Linked DNA regions of Homo sapiens: region 2 is linked to region 1. Evidence: read pairs that join two places in POLR2A ChIA-PET (ENCODE). Cell type or tissue: K562. All regions are shown on one strand. Links, peaks and the distances in the headings refer to the core of each region. The heading gives the core; the rest is flanking DNA. Region 1 overlaps RNF41 (ring finger protein 41). Region 2 has its middle 5.2 kb from the start of MMP19.

Region 1 (5,371 bases), core at 200-5,199:
GAGCCACCGCGCCCGGCTATGAAGACTATTTTTATAAGTAAATAATTATGAAACCTCTGCAAGTACATTTCCCTCCTCACATTTACGTTCTTAGCTAGGAAACACTGGGAGGTAGAGACTTCTCTGCCTGCAAAGGAATTCTAGATTCTAAAGCAAAGTTGCTTGTGGGACAAAGGAAAAAGATATATACATATCTTCTGTAGAAATTATCCCAAAAACTCAGGACCACTCAGGGAAGACATGGAATTTAGGATAAAGGCAGACCCTGGGAAGCACACAGTTCAGATCACTAGAGAGCTTTGGCTGCTACAGAACAGGAGATAGGAGGGAAGAATGCAGGAGGGTACATGGGAAAGCAGCTGTGAAGTGCACACTACTCCCAGACATCCTCCTGAAAGAGAAGTTAGCACTAAGATAAGGGTAGGTAACAAAGTAAGGAAGAAAGGGAATTAAGGTGAGAGAAAGGCAAAAGCAGAGGGGAAACCTTCTCAAGAAAGGGAGTAATGCTGAAGAATTTAGAGAGTTGAGTAAAAGGTTTATTATTAGTGCAGTCAACACCATGGAACAGCACATACAACACAACCAGCAACCTGCAGAGACACTAGTGCAAAGGGTAGGGAAGCCTTTCACTGAGCTTCCTGGCTCCATCTGAGGGTAAGGACAGGACAGTATGAGCCTTGGTTAAGGCAGGTAGGGGAAAGGGGAGTGGAAGAAATGTAGTAACCAGAGTAAGTATAGCAGCGTTTTCAAATTCCTGAGCACAATGTCCCAGAGCTGGAACCCTACTCCCCTCAAGCTTTCCACCCCAATCCCAGTGGAGCCATGATCCAACTACCCAGACCTGCAGCAAGCTAGCCTGGAATAAAATTCTGAGAGGAAGCCATTACATGGTGGGGAGGAGCCTTTCTATCTCCAACCACACTCCCACCTCCATATTAAAATAATCACACCTATTATCTCTCCCCTTCTCTTACTCTGCCAGTCACTCTAGGGATCAAGGTATACCCCAGGTAACCTGAAATGGAACTGAAGTCCCCAGGGGGGTGTGGGTGAGACACGGCACAGCCTGTACTTAGAGATAAAATTTCTGATTTGCATGGTGAAGCTTAGAACCCAGCTATACAGCTCCAAGGAAACTTGGGGAAGGGGGAGTTGCCTTCAAAATGAATACTCTAAATCCAGAGTTTTATGATAAGGCCCTGGAAGGGCTAGGAGGAAATTTTTCCAGAGGGCACAGGCATCGATGCTGGACTGTCATATCCTTCACAGGAAGAGAGGAAGCTCCTCATTTCAGTTGGGGTTACAGAGGTTTGGGGCAGATATCGTAAGTTCAGCCGAGGACTCCCTTGGCTCTTCCTATATTAAAGCCAAAGGTTGTGCTGAAAAGGAAAAAATATAAAACACACCCCCATCCCTGTCCCACCCTATCCAGAACCCCCACAATAGGAACATCAAAAGAAAAGTTTCAAGTTTGATTTTTTTTTCTTTTTTCCTTTCTTAAAAAAAAAAAAAGGAAGTAAATAAATTAAATTGCCAACAATGTGGCTGAGATAGCCATGATCAGGCCATTCTTAAAAAAAAGAGGGGGGGGGGCAGTAGGTGGAGTTTGTGAAATATAAACAAACAATGGCCAAAGAAAATTATCAAAGTAACTAACTACAGTCACAGGGCTAGAGAGGGGTCTATGGAACAATTATGGCCTGTGCCACAAGAGGCAGTGCCAACCATATTTTAGCAAAAGCTAGGAGTAGCTTCTTGCTAAACACATCAACCCCCAACAGATTAACCCCTACCCTAAACCCTGGCATTCCCTAATTATGAAAACTTGTAGGAAAGAAGAGCTCATCTGGAAATTTTCAGTATCCCAACCTGCATACTGGTAGACCCAGTGGGTGCCTACACCTTTAAGGTGGGCTGAACAGGGATACTGCTTGGCACAGAGGTCCAGTCTTTCCCTAAGGGCCATCAGTGATGGCCAATTAACGGCCTCACTACTTATTTCTAGAGATTTGGCTCCACCCTTACCATTTCTTCAGGATGTCTGCTGCTTAGAGTCAACAGGCCTGACTGCTCTGATTCCCTGGTTTTGGAGGAGAGGGACGATTAGAGATTCCTTCCTCTGTCCTGATCCTCCAGGGAAATTGAATCTCTTTGTGCTTTCTGAAAATAACTGGAACCAGGGACCCTAAGCAGGAAAATGGATGGAGGTGGGGGCTTTCCCACCCAGACTGATAATTTATAGACATTTTAGGGGAATATGGCAAAGGGAGGAAATCTGGGTTTCCCACCTGAAAGGCTGAGCAAACTACCCCAAGGCCCTTCAGTGCCAGAAGGGCAGGGAGATGTGTGGCTCAGGTATAAGCCACAGTATTAAGAATGGTGGGTAGGACTCAGGTCCCAGCTGCTGGAGTGATGGGATTTTCTGATTTCCATCTCTTCCTGATAGCCAGTCGAGTTCTCTTATATCTCTTCCACGCCATGCGCAAATATCATGACAAGGCCTGGCTCTTGCACCATGTCATCCCCCATGTGCTGGTTCTCACAGGCCATCACGACAACAGCCTGCTTGCCAGGGATGCGCTTGGCCACGTAGTTCTCATAGTAGCGTCGGTTCATCTGTCTAGTCTCTAGTGTGGCCAGACCCTGGGGCCAGCTACGCTCGTGGGCATTTTCAATCAGCTCGTTGACAATAGAAGCAGGACAGCCACTCTCCACCAGGGAGCGCTTGATTACAGCCTGGAGCACAGCATCAGGAGTCGAGATCATCCCTCCCCAGCGGGTCACTCTTGCTGGCTGAAGGGAGTTCACCCACCTGTGTGGAGGTGGTTAAAGATGGTCATTCCAGCTCATCTCCTTTCTCTGTATTGGCTTTTTCTGCTAATAGAAATAACTACCCACTCTGCACTCAGCTTACCTATTCTTCCTTCTTTCCTTCCATCATTGGCTCAGAAACCCCAAATCTTTCCCCACTTGGTCCCAACTGAGTCACCACATGTTACTCACCAGATTAAATTCCACAAGTCTGCACTCTGTCTCTGTTACTTTTCTTTGAAATTCCAATACTTAGCACATATAGCGCCTAACACAGTTAGTGCTCTATGTTTAGTGAATAAAACAATTATTCCTCTATCCTATGTCCCACTCAGCACTATTTGCCCTGTATATATTGATTCACACTTACAGTTTACTCTATGAACTGTATAGGACTCCAGAACTGAAAGAGATCTTAGACTTCACTTGTATACTTCGCTTGTTTTTGCTGCATTTTAGAGATCACTTTCCTGGACTTGCACTCTGCCTCCTCTTCTCTGGGTTGTAAGCTACCTGAAGACAGGACGATATCTTCTATTTCTTTTTGGCCCTCCTAGCACTCCACAGCCTTTAATACAGGGCTTTGTACATGGGTACTCACCTAATTCTGGATAAAGTGCATCCTTGGGCAGGCTTTCCCTCCATCCACCCAAACACATAAGACATCCTGTAGTGGAGCTAAGGGTTATCCTCTTCTCCTCTGCCCCTGTCCTTAATGCCAATATCTGAGAAGCAGTGACCCCCAGCCCAGCTCTCCAATGCCCTCCTTCTGCTACTCTCCTGCTCTTCCTCCTTTCAGGCCTTGTTGTCAGGACATGAAATCACTCCACGTCCTGAGTGACACTCACTCTAGGATCTCGTTGTATTCAATTGTCTCCTCCAGGTTCTGAAGGTTGGGGTTGACACTGCGGATTGCACGCATGTATGCCTTTAGCAGCTGGATGTCTCGCTTCTGTTGTGGGGAAGAAGAACAGGAATAATGGTTAAGGCAGACAGCAGAAAAAAGACAAAAGTTTATCCAAGAATGAGGGCAACTGAGAGATCTGAAGAACAACCAGTTTGTAAGCTTCAGGAAGACAGGGATAAGACTGTCTCACTCACAGCTGTCTCCTTAGTACTTACAAATGTGCCTTCACAGAGGAGGCATGTGATAACTGGTAGGTGAATTAATGCTATGAATGGGATGAAGAAAAGTCAAGGAGAGCTCCAATCTGATTCCCTGCTAAGCCACAGGCAGAATATCCACTCATCTAGGCTCACAAGTGTAAGCACTGGTCTGTGTGTTCACAACTGGTTTTTATTACCCACAGGCAGGCAGTTATCTGCATATGAGGGATATGTTCTCCCCCGTGTCTTGGGGCCTACCTGCTCCGCCAGCTGGTGTTTGTGTTCAGCTGACGTCTTCTCCAGCTCTGCGATGCGTGTCTGCTGCTGCTGTACCACTGAGCGCAGGTGCTTAATGCAGTTATGGTTGGGCAGCTCATCTTTGGGCATCTCCAGGCTGCAGACCAGGGTGGGGAAAGAGCAGAACAGAGGTGATCCCTGGGACATGTATGCAAATGGCCTATTCTGTGGCAGATAACTGCTAAGTAGATTTTGTCCTACCCAAAATTTCTAACATTCATTTCAGGCCTCCCTCTTGTTTATTCCCTTCACTTTCTTCGTCCAAGCTTCCTACTTGCCCCTTTGCTGTCTATTTTCCTTAAATTTCTTTCCCCAATCAAGACACAGTGTTTTATCTATTTTTTAAATTTATTTTATTTTGTATTTTTATTATTTTTTTTGACACGGAGTTTCGCTCTTGTTGCCCAAACTGGAGTGCGATGGCATGATCTCAGCTCAGCGCAACCTCTGCCTCCCAGGTTCAAGCGATTCTCCTGCCTCAGCCTCCCGAGTAGCTGGGATTACAGGTGCGCGCCACCATGGCCGGCTAACTTTTTGTATTTTTAGTAGAAATGGGGTTTCTCCATGTTAGCCAGGCTGGTCTCAAACTCCTGGCCTCACGTGATCTGCCCCCCTCGGCCTTCCAAAGTGTTGGGATTACAGGCGTGAGCCACCGCGCCTGGCCTTTTTTTTTTTTTTTCGAGACCAAGTTTCACTCTTGTCACCCAGGCTGGAGTGCAATGGCACGGTCTCAGCTCACTGCAACCTCCGCCTCATGGGTTCAAGTAATTCTTGTGCCTCAGCCTCCCGAGTAGCTGGGATTACAGGTGCCCACCACCACACCTGGCTAATTTTTATATTTTTAGTAGAGATGGGGTTTCACCATGTTGGCCACGCTGGTCTTGAACTCCTGACCTCAGGTGATCCGCCCGCCTCGTCCTCCCAAAGTGCTGGGATTACAGGCGTGAGCCACCGCACGGGGCCTATTTATTTATTTTGACACACTGTTTTTATCTACTGCACAGCTCTCCTTTTCCTCCTACAGATTCTGCCTGTGCACTTATTCCTTCAGAGAAGCCCTATATTCACAGCCCCAGCTATCAACATTCTTTTTATTTTTTAGTTAGGGGGAACAGAGTCTCATTCTGTCACCCAGGCTGGAGTGCAATGGCGCGAT
Region 2 (5,371 bases), core at 318-5,317, 360 kb before region 1:
TCTGGCCCATCCACCACCCAACTGGTAACCATTGGGTGACTAAGTCTCAAGTGACCAGTGACAGGCAAGGAAGGACAGAAAGCCTCTGAGCGATGAGTGACAGGGCCCATCACCAAGGCTGATGCACCCAGGAAATGATGGAGTTTGGGGACAAGTTCCTGCTTAGTCCCCTGCGGGGCTCTTCCTCCTCTCTTTCTACCCCCTTTCCAGTCTTTCTCCTTTTGAGAACAGAACATGCGCCAATTGAAAATTAATTACGATTTTTAAAATTAATGTTTTGTGTTTTTTTCCTGAATAAGTTATTCATCATTCATTATAATATTTGGTATTAGAAAATACCAAAACAAACAAGGAAGAAAATGAAAACCACTAGTAAATTCTACCCAAAAGAGAACCACTAGTAACATTTTGATGCATTTCTTTGAAACTGTCTGTGGAACTGAGCTCACCCAGCTCCGCCTGCCTGGCCTCAGCCCCTAGAGACTGTCTGGGAGGGAGGAGAAAGCTTTGGGAGCCAGAGAGGATAATGGAGGAGAGGTGAGGGGAGGGGTGGGGAAGAGACAGACAAGGAGGATGCAAGGGACAGGAGTAAAGTAAAATGAATGTTATAGCAAATTACTCCCTCCCCTTAGAAACCTCATGTAAGGAAAAAAAGAAAAAAAAATTTTTTTTTGGGTCTCCCAGGCTGGAAAACAGTGGCACAATAATCCTGGCTCGCTGCAACCTTCGCCTTCTGGGCTCAAGCAATCCTCCCACCTCAGCCTCCTGCATAACTGGGGCTACAGGCACACACCACCCAGCCCAGCTAATTTTTGTATTTTTTGTAGAGAGTGTGGGGGGTGGGGGAGGCGGGTTTCCTATGGTGCTCAGGCTGGTCTTGGGCTCAAGTGATCGGCCCACCTCGGCCTCCCAAAATGCTGTGATTATACGTGTGAGCCACTGTGCCTAACCAGAAAAAAAAAGTGTGTGTGTGTATATATATGTGTGTGTATATATATATATATATATTTAGTGTGTTAGGGAGAGAGATGGCAGTTATCATAAGGTGAGGGTGGGTACTAACTCCGGCCTCAGAAGGCCTGGGGGTGGAACTATATTCTAGCAACTTAGGAGCCAGGAGAGAGAGAATAAATCAAAAGTAAAAGCTGCCAAATAGATAACTTCATTTAAATTTTAACAACAACCCTTCAGCCAGTATTATCATCTTTTTTACTCCTTTTCTGAGACTGAATCTCACTCTGTAGCCCAGGCTGGAGTGCAGTGGCGCAATCTCGGCTCACTGCAACCTCTGCCTCCCGGGTTCAAGCAATTCTCCTGCCTCAGCCACCCGAATAGCTGGGATTACAGGCGCGTGCCACCACACCCAGCTAATTTTTGTACTTTTAGTAGAGATGGGATTTTGCTGTGTTGGCCAGGCTGGTCTCAAACTCCTGAGCTCAAGTGATCCACCTCCCTTGGCCTCCCAAAGTGCTGGGATTACAGGCGTGAGCCACCGCACCTGGCCAGTATTATCATCTTTTTACAGAAAGAGAAACTGAGTCTCTAATAAGTTGCTTCAGGTCACATAGCTAGGATGCAGCAGAGCCTGGAGCAGGCTCTAAAGCTGCCATCTTTGCTCAGCACTCTTCAGTCTCCCAGAGTTCCCACAGGCACCCAAACAAAAGCCCCTAGAGTCTGGAGCTGCAGGCTGGGCACATGTGCAAGGATTGGATGACTAATTGTTGCCAGCACAGCATCATGACCACCCCCTCCACCAGCTCCTACCCCCTGAGCCGGGCTGACCCAGCTCTTTTTTGTCATCTCTAAATTTGTCATCTCTCACTGGGGGAGATGTGGACGTGTGTGCGAAGGGTTAGGACATGTGGCTTGCCTGCCCCAAAAAGAGAACTTGATCTGAGAGAAAAAAATGGGTTCTTTGTCTTGCTTGCTCCCTTCCTGCAAGTTGGTTTCCCTCTCTGTCCACAAATTGTGGCAAAAGAGTTTTACAGAAATATTTTTAATGACAATATTTTAAACTATAGCAAGTGGGAGTAGAGTAGACCTCTGAGAGTATTTTCTAATGATCAGGGGCCATGGGGTTATGGGTGGAAGGCAAAAGTTTGTAGAGATTTCTAAGCCCAGCAGAAGCTAATCTCAAAGCTATCGCCCACCCCCTCTGACAGCCACCCTTACCCTGTGGAGGCAGTGGGCAGGGAAGCTGGGGAAAGAAGAAAGGGGAATCCTGGAGGGCAGGTAGAAGGGCAAGTCTGGAGCCTGAAACTGGAAACTGGAGGTGAGAAAAACATGAGCTGTAACCAAGTTAGGGCTGGCCCCGACTTTGCCCTTGACCTGGATAAATGTGGGAGTTGGTGGTGTTAGCCTCTGACCTGTTTCCCCCTCAGGGAGTCAGGACATAGGGAGCTTTCTTTGGCAGAGTGGGGTTGAATTTTTAAGCTGTTACCCTGGAAACCTCTGTTTTTAGGAGGACTCCCCTACATACCCACAAACACAGACATACACACACACTTTTTTAATTACTCATAAGTTCCTAGAAGCCGTATGGGAAGTGATGGTCAGGACTGTGCACAGCTGGAATTGGTTAGTGACCAGGGAAGTGGGAGGGGCTTGGGGATGGCTCAGGGACAGGGCCAGCACATTCTGTTCCCATGATGCTCCAAACTTCCTCAACCCCCATATGAACACTTCCTGGCATTCCCACCCACCCACCACTGCAGCTTGCACACACACTGCGTCGGGCACTGGCCTGCATCAGCTCAGTTGAGAGGACGTCAGACCCAAATCCAGAAGTTCTTCAGTTTCTGCCAAAGTGTGAGGGAGACCAACATCTGCTCCCCTTCTCCATTTCTCAGAAAAAGGTGCTGTCCCACAGGACTCCCCTGGAAATGGCTGGAGGCTTTTCTTTTCTTTTCTTTCCTTTTTTTTTTTTTTTTTTTTTTTTTTGGTGAGACAGAGTCTCACTCTGTCACCCAGGCTGGAGTGCTATGGCATGATCTCAGCTCACTGCAACCTCCACCTCCCGGGTTGAAGTGATTCTCCTGCCTTGGCCTCCCGAGTAGCTGGGATTACAGGCACGTGCCACCATGCCCAGCTAATTTTTGTATTTTCGCTAGAAATGGGGTTTCACCGTGTTAGCCAGGCTGGTCTCAAACTCCCGACCTCAGGTGATCCACCTTCCTCGGCCTCCCAAAGTGCGGGGATTACAGGCGTGAGCCACCACCCCCAGCCTGGTGCCTTCTACTGGTGGTCTTATTCCCCAGCACAGCGCCTGTTGCATGAAGGGATGAATTATAGCCCCTGGGACAAGGAGGAGACTAGAGAAATGAGAAATGTCAGTGTTCTCTCAGCATCTGGGATGATAGGGAAATGAAGGTAGCACAGGGGTTTTTTGCTGCTTCTAGGAATGGCAGGCTTTTCTTTCAAGAAAACCAAACTGCTTTTCCTAAGGGAGGTAGGATGTGGGTAAGCACTTTGCCCTCTTGTCCTCACCCTGTGACACCAGGAAACAGATCTGTCTTGACGTTGGGAACTGTCATGGGCATGGAAAACCCACGTTTGGTTCCTTTTTTGTTGGCAAAAGGGCTTGATAGGGGATTGGCAAGGGAAAGAGCCCAGCGCTGACCTCTCCTTCTTTTTTTTTTTTTTTTTTTTTGAGACAGAGTTTCGCTCTTGTTGCCCAGGCTGGAGTTCAGTGGCGCAATCTCAGCTCACCACAACCTCCACCTCCCGGGTTCAAGCGATTCTCCTGCCTCAGCCTCCCGAGTAGCTGGGATTACACGCCCGGCTAATTTTGTATTTTTAGTAGAGAGGGAGTTTCTACTAAAACCCAGAGGACGTCAGACCCAAATCCAGAAGTTCTTCAGTTTCTGCCAAAGTGTGAGGGAAATCAACATCTGCTCCCCTTCTCCATTTCTCAGAAAAAGGTGCTGTCCCACAGGAGTCCCCTAGAAATGGCTGGAGGCTTTTCTTTTCTTTTTTTTTTTTTTTTCTGTTTCTTTTTTTTGTGAGACAGAGTCTTGCTCTGTCCTCACCTTGGGTGAGGACAAGAGGGCAAAGTGCTTACCCACAACCTACCTCCCTTAGGAAAAGCAGTTTGGTTTTCTTGAAAGAAAAGGCTGCCATTCCTAGAAGAAGCAAAACCCCCTGTGCTACCTTCATTTCCCTATCATCCCAGATGCTGAGAGAACACTGACGCTTCTTATTTCTCTAGTCTCCTTCTTGTCCCAGGGGCTAGAATTTATCCCTTCATGCATCCTGGTGAGCCACTGCGCCCAGCCTGACCTCTCCTTTAGAAGAGAGTGGTAACTAGATGAGGGAGGGAAAGTTGGGAAAGACCTAGCTCTGTTCGTGCCAGGCCAGCAACTGCAGAGAGGGGTTTTGGGGTGAGAAGGCTGTCCTTGATGACGAAGGGATGCCTTGACACCTGTTTTGATGGGGTGGGGGGTTCTCCGCAACCCCTATTTTGCCTCTAAATTTTTTAAGAAGGATACTGGGTGTTCACCAGTGTGTTTTTATTCTTTTTTAAATGGAATTCATTAATTTGACCACAGGGGAAGGGTTGATGCTGTGTACAAGTATATCTTGCACAGAGGAAGAAAGAACTAAAAGGTTTTAAAGTGGTTTTAAAGGGGCACAATTCCAAACTCAAACTGGAATTGAGCTGTGTGCAACTTTGGCACAATGAGCACTGCTGCTCAGCTGTGAAAGGAGTTTTTGAAATGTGAAATAGGAAAAGATAACTGAGAAAAAAGACTGTTGATCCTAAGGAGACTGTTTTCTCGGATTTTTAATCTTTCTTTGCCTTCACTGGTTTGGAACCGCCTTCACTGTGAATCTCTCCTGGGCAAACAGAATGTGAATTGTTGCCTTCACACAGCCCCACAAACTAGAGGACATTTTACAGGGCTAGTGTCACCCTCCCCAGTGAATTCTTGGAGCCACACAGTCTTGGTGCATAGCATGGTCTTCGGGTCTCAGTTCCCTTCCTAATCCTTAGTGTTGTGGTTTTTAAGTGGAATCAGCATCCCAGACTAAAAAGCAACATTTATAGCTCCTTGAACAAGCCACCAGGGAGGCACAAATACCTCCCTGCTGTCTATAATACACCCTTACAAATCACAAGCTGGCTGTGTGATTGTCACCCTGTTTGACCTGGGGTAAGAGGGCACAAAGGAGGAAGCAGAAGGGGAAATTAAGTCTGAACTAAACAATGCCATAATACAAAGAAATTCCAGACTGCTTTTTTATGCTCTCAACTTCCAGAGGGATCTAAGACCCTGTTAAGTGAAAACTCAGGAAATGTTGACTACATCTTTTGCAAAAGGCTGAAAGACAGAAGACAGAGTGAGGTTGCAGGACCCAAGGATTGATCCCT

The links. Peaks named below come from ENCODE experiments on the same cell type or tissue, not always from the same donor. Only the 100,000 strongest peaks of a DNase experiment are listed, where the experiment ranks them.
Region 2: POLR2A ChIA-PET joins it to region 1 with 5 read pairs; 1 of 35 experiments calls an interaction of 5 or more read pairs at or near these places.

What each region holds. Positions count from the first base shown.
Region 1 is chr12:56,203,987-56,209,357 of GRCh38, forward strand. It overlaps RNF41 (ring finger protein 41), which reads right to left. Exons shown (of 7, transcript NM_005785.4): 5 at 4,177-4,312; 6 at 3,660-3,763; 7 at 1-2,812. The coding sequence ends at 2,461. Among named protein-coding and RNA genes, the nearest start is that of RNF41, 15 kb to the right of the region's middle. RefSeq lists a silencer at 4,144-4,193. In K562, for the core only: a CTCF peak has its summit at 2,717 (motif pointing right); a DNase peak (open chromatin) is centred at 2,725.
Region 2 is chr12:55,845,481-55,850,851 of GRCh38, forward strand. No RefSeq gene overlaps it. Among named protein-coding and RNA genes, the nearest start is that of MMP19, 5.2 kb to the left of the region's middle. In K562, for the core only: no CTCF peak of the experiment used is centred there; a DNase peak (open chromatin) is centred at 2,621; H3K4me3 peaks cover 870 bases.